Linked DNA regions of Mus musculus: region 2 is linked to region 1. The links are chromatin loops, found by intact Hi-C in ENCODE. Cell type or tissue: left cerebral cortex. All regions are shown on one strand. Each heading gives the region's core, and the rest is flanking DNA. Links, peaks and the distances in the headings are about the cores only.

Region 1 (2,807 bases), core at 72-2,571:
CAGCCTGGTCTAAATAGCAAGTTACTTGTTATAAGCCAGCCAGTAAGTGAGTCCCTGCCAAAAAAAAAAAAAAAAAAACCAAAACAAAAGAAAAAAAAAGAAAAAAGAAAGTAGCGTTTATATAAAAGATGATGTAGTCCAAATAAGGTTTTTAGTCTATTTAATTGCTTTTGCTAATACCAGCTTCATAGTTTTGATAATATACTATAGTTATCTAAGATGGGAAGTCACTAGAGGGGTTTTCAAAGAACATTCTACTTTTGTTACTTTTTATGCTATGTGTGTGTGTGTGTGTGTGTGTGTGTGTGTGTGTGTGTGTGAGTATGTGTGTGTGCGTGTATGTGAGTGTGTGTGTCTATGTGATTCTTGAGAGGTCAGTGTTCATGCCACCACACTTGTGTGGCAGTCAGAGGACCACTTTGCAGATTTCCTTCCACCCTTGTGTGGCTTCCAGAGATGGCACTCAAGGTTGCCAGGCTTGGAGAGCAGGCTTCTTTGCCTGCTGAGCCATCATGGGCTCATATTTTTTATACTTTTTATGAATCTGTAATAAAAAAAATCTCCAAAATGTGGGGCTAGAGACATGATTCTAAAGTTAAGACCACTAAATTCCAGAGGACCTGGGTTCAATTCACAGCATCCACATTGTTGGGGGCCACAAAAGTCCTTATATTTCAAATAAGCACCAGGGAAACCAGGAATGTTAAACATACAGGGTATTTCCACAATGGAGGAAGTAAAATACTTGCATCCTATCCAAAAACCTGAGAGTGGGTGTTGTTAACATGTGGTAACCTTTTGCTCTCTGTAGAGGTAGAATTCACCTAAATCCCTCAGAATAATTATTCCAGACTCTTCACCCCTAAACCTTTTATCTTTAGCTCCTAATTAATAGACCCATCATTAGGGGAGGTAGCCTGTTGACCTCTATTCTATCTTGATCTGAGATGACACCAGGATTGTATTATACCAAAAAAACTTCTCTCCCAAATTATACTGTATTTAAATATTCTTCACGTGGTACACAGATATGCATGCAAGCAAAACATCTATGCCACAGACCGGGCTCAGTGGGCCCTCCTTAATCCGTGCAAATCAGAGTCTCGGACAGATGGGCATAGAGTCTGTGAGTGACAAACAGAAGCGACACAAGAGAGTGTGAAGACTCTGAGTGTAATTTGTCAAATCGAGCATCAAACTTTTTATACAGAAGAGTAACAAGAAACCAGGCGAACACATCCACTAAGTTACAGTGACACAATACAAAAGGAATGTATACATCAAAAGATGGCACGGACCAGGCCGTGTTTACCACTAAGAAGGGAGCCAGGTGTAATGCTAGTCTATTGTTAAGCCTACCACTAGGGGTTCTTAGTAAATGCCTGATTTATGCTGTTTCTTTGAGCCACATGAAGAAACCTGTCTTGGGGGATTCCCTCACTCTTCATGGTAAACCTACCTATTCACTAGGCCATTGTGTATTTCCTTGTTTGGGTGAGACTGGCTACTGTCCCAAGTAATCACTCTGCAGACTAGCCCTGAGCTATTCTAGCTCCGTTCTTTGCAATGCATAATTAGTTTTCCCGTCTCTGCTAGAAGTAAATTTGAATGTTACTGAATAGGTAACCTTCTCACTGAATTCCTACTGAATTCCAAACTGGTGGGCTTCAAGGATTTTCTGGAACACTGATGGAGGCTCACCTATGTTAAAATTCAATCTTTAAAGGCACTTATAATAAAATAATACTGAAAGAGAGCATACACCATACTAACGTGGGGATAACGTATGAGTATATGGGTTATGGGAATGCCAAGGTTCCAGGAGGCATAGTTTCCTTGAAACTCTTTGCCTCATGAGTGCTTCCAGGCCTCTAGGCTTCACTGGAGTGGATGTAGCACATCTATACATATAAAATTACATTTACATTTTTTCAAGTTCTCAAAAGTGAACATCATGCATTCAAAAAATATTTTATACCCTGGAAACCAGAAAAAAAAGTCTCATAGGGGAATGGATGTGTCGGGGGGAAAGATCCAAATACTGTGAGTCAAGTTCTATAGAAGCAATATGCACAGGGTGCTCTGAAGGTGCAGAGGAATAAGTCGGTTATAGTATGTGTATGTTGGCTCATACCTGTAATCACAGTCTTTGGGAGGCTGCAGCAAGAAAACTGTCCCAAATTCAAGGTTCTATTGAGTTCTAAGCAACCCTGGGCTACAGTGTACTATTCTCAAAGGGGGATGGGGGGGCGTTCAAGTAGATTGGGGCTTGCTTCTCTCCTGTCTCCTCTGGAGGGTAGCAGGAATATAGTTTGAGCCTAGAAGCTTGAAGTTTGGCTGGGCAACATAGAACCTATATAGCAGGAATCAAGGCACACATATGGCTTTGCTTCAGCCACAGGGGCTTGCTCTGAGTACTGTGGAGCACTTAGGCTGGCCTTAAACTTTGAATCCAGTTGGCTTAGGCTCCCAAGTGCTGGAGTTTCAGACTTGTGCCATCAATCCAGTTCACAGATACTGGAGTGAGTCTGGCAGCTTTGATCTTGCTTGTTTTCATTTGCACTTGTTACCCTTTTGTTGTCTCTAACATGATTTTGCAATGTAAATTCTATTACAGCAGAAACCACCATTTTGGGTTTGACTTTCCAGTTTTGTATAGTACTGTCTAGAGCAGTGGGCTCTTAACAGGTGGGTTGTTGCTGTCTTTGGTGGGGTGTTAAATGACCCTTTCACCTAAAACCACCAGAAAACAGATTTTTTTTTTTTTTTTTGCATTGCAATTCATAAGAATAGAAAAGTTACAGTTA
Region 2 (2,807 bases), core at 193-2,692, 740 kb after region 1:
ACTCAACTCTGTGAAGGGGGTGGGTTGATGTAGACAAGGAAAAAGAGACTCGGATTGCAAGAAAAACAATTATAAACAAGAGCCCATTATCCAAAGCTTCCTATTTTATGACATTTGTCATACAGTGTGGTGAGCTGGTTTCCAATTTCCACAAGTTCCAACACACACTAGAAGGGCAACACAGCCCCTTCCGCCAAGCCCTGCAGATCTCGATCTCAAGAGAGCCCCAGGTTTCCTCACCAGGGCACAGGTCCAGCAGAGGCTACATCTGCTCTGCCGGGTTGACATGCACATTGGGGGTTGGGGGCTTCGCAGTTTCTATTCCTGCAGCTCCTACAACGAAAACCGGTGGAGCTTTTGAGAGTCGAAATTTCCTAGCTATTTCTACCCAGAGCCTCAATCTTTGTCTCCTCCGGGTAAATTCTCTCATCTACAGAAAGCGTCTGCGAAAACCTGCGCCAGGAGCCACATGCCCCTAAGATACAGTGCTCTCCTAGCAAAGCAAAACACAAGCTCTCAGATCCAAACGACCAGGGCTCCGCAATCCTTCTCTACACCAGTCCCTTTGCAAGCCTGGGCTGGATAGAATCGTGGGCTGGTTTGCTGGCCTTGAACGAAGCTGGACGCGGCAGGACAACACTCTCCTGAGCTCTTGAGATCTGGCATCCCAAGTTCTTAGGCAGCTATGCCTGCTCTCGCGGGCAGGAGCGCACCAAAGGGTCTCGCTGCAGTGAATCAGGGTTCTGTTATCTTTGCTAGCTTTCTCATTCTCTCCCTGGGACCCCGCCCATCTTTCTATCCCTGCTTCCCTGGGGCTCACTATCAGCCCGAGGTCAAGTTCAAGGCCGACCAAGGCTGCTTTGGGGGAGCCGGATGCTCGGGCGCAGCCACCGTGGGCCTAGGCGAGAGCAGCTGCTTTCCACTTCCAGAAAAAGGGAGCACATCGAACCCAGAGAGATGCGCGTGGGACTCGGTCTCAGACAGAGTAAGCTGCAGGAACTCATTTCATATTTCTCTTTCGCCTTCCCGGGGACCTCCGGAGACCGCCAATGTCTCGTCAACAACCTAGGAGAATAAGCGAATTAAACTCCTTAGGCTCTTACCTTGTGATGGGTAGGTGTCTGTAAATTTCTTAATTGGCTAATGGAAGGAAGGGAAGGATTTCTTGGATGATAAACTAGACTGACTTCTCTGTTGATTATGATCTCCAGAACAAGCAATTAGGGAAGCCACAGTCTCTTCCACTCCTGGAAATTCTCGGAAAATAAAAAAAAATCAACCGCAGCTGGCCAAATGGAGACCCGGAGGAGTGTATTTCCGATGATTGACAGCAACACTAGCCAGTTGGTGCTCTGAAAGACTCTTTGCCCGCCCTCAATCTGAGCCAATTACAGATTTAGATAGGAACGAGCCTCCTGCACAGGCAATTTGACCTCTCAGATTGCCAATTAAACGCCGTAGAGCGACGTCAAAGTGGGCCAGTAGCTGTTCGACGTTGGCGCCCCGCCCTCCTGATGGGCCTGGCGGCCTCGAATCAGGCACCAGGGACCTTGCTTTTCGCCAGCCACTGGAGGAGGGAGTTTCACTTCTGCCAAAGTTATCTTAACTCTGACCCAAGAAATCGAGACTCGGACAGCCACGCTTTGCTTGAGTGTAGCACTTGTACGTCATCCAGTGTTCTTTGACAAATCACAAACCAATGTTCTTCGGACTGCATTAACAGGCATCTTGGGATGGCTCGCGACTATCCTGCATGCCAAAAAGATTTCCGTCTTTTGAAGGAAGCATTGCCTTGGATCTGGGGGTCCAAACTGATTCAAATAATCAGATAACTGCCTTTAGAACCTTCGGTCTAATAAGGAAGATGAGGAAGCAAGCCAACAAATAAACAGTAAAAGACAAATCACGTCTAAAGAGGGAACGGCTCAGGTGTGGCTGGAGAACACTGGGCAGCGGATTTTACCGCGCTGAATCTAGTCAAGGCAGGATGGATCTGAGCAGAAGACAATAGCAGATGCCTTTCAGGCTGTATCAGCACACTCCCGGGCAGGTTTCATGCACAGGAATACTGGTCAACACTAAATTGACTCCATGATTTTTTATGTGTGCGTGTTTTGGTTTTGTTTTGATACTTTTTAAGTCTTTTTAAAAATATTCATTTATTTATTTATTTATACACTGTACACTATAGCGGTCTTCAGACACTCCAGAAAATGGCATCAGATTTCATTACGGATGGTTGTGAGCCACCATGTGGTTGCTGGGGTTTGAACTCGGGACCTTTGGAAGAGCAGTCAGCGCTCTTAACCGCTGAGCCATCTCACCAGCTCCCCCCACCTCCACTTTTTAAGTCTTAATTGGGTTGTTTTTGTTTTGATTTTGGGTTTTTGTTTTTTTGTTTTGTTTTTTGTTTTTGGGTTTTTTTTTTGAGACAGAGAGAGAACATACATAAAGTTGAGTGAGTAGTACGGAAGTGGGGAGGATCTGAAAGGAATTGTGGAAGGGGAAAGAATTGCTCAAAATGCATGTATGGAATAAGTTTTAATTAAAAATATTCTTAAAATTAATAATTAAGTTGTGTTGCCTAGTTGCACCTCCTGGTCCAAGAGCATCTGGAGACCCAGTGCATTTAATAATAATATGTTTCGACAGTGATATTTGTGTTAGTGACTCACTAAATCTAACAATGGCTTATGTTGGATAGAGAATCAATTTTCATAAAGCTCTTGAAATTGTTACCGGATCCAGCATATAGACAGAAAAGTGTGCATATTGAGTGTGGCTCAAGAGATCTTCACAACATACAG

Evidence for each region. Peaks named below come from ENCODE experiments on the same cell type or tissue, not always from the same donor. Only the 100,000 strongest peaks of a DNase experiment are listed, where the experiment ranks them.
Region 2: it touches region 1 in a loop (2.3-fold over the local background); 4 of 42 quality-filtered maps call a loop at or near these places.

What each region holds. Positions count from the first base shown.
Region 1 is chr6:56,799,058-56,801,864 of GRCm38, forward strand. No RefSeq gene overlaps it. Among named protein-coding and RNA genes, the nearest start is that of Kbtbd2, 2.6 kb to the left of the region's middle. In left cerebral cortex, for the core only: a CTCF peak has its summit at 1,348; no DNase peak of the experiment used is centred there.
Region 2 is chr6:57,534,177-57,536,983 of GRCm38, forward strand. It overlaps Ppm1k (protein phosphatase 1K (PP2C domain containing)), which reads right to left and starts at 1,311. Exons shown (of 7, transcript NM_175523.5): 1 at 1,104-1,311. In left cerebral cortex, for the core only: a CTCF peak has its summit at 1,524; DNase peaks (open chromatin) are centred at 307, 580, 1,014, 1,424 and 2 more places; H3K4me3 peaks cover 2,016 bases; H3K27ac peaks cover 1,584 bases.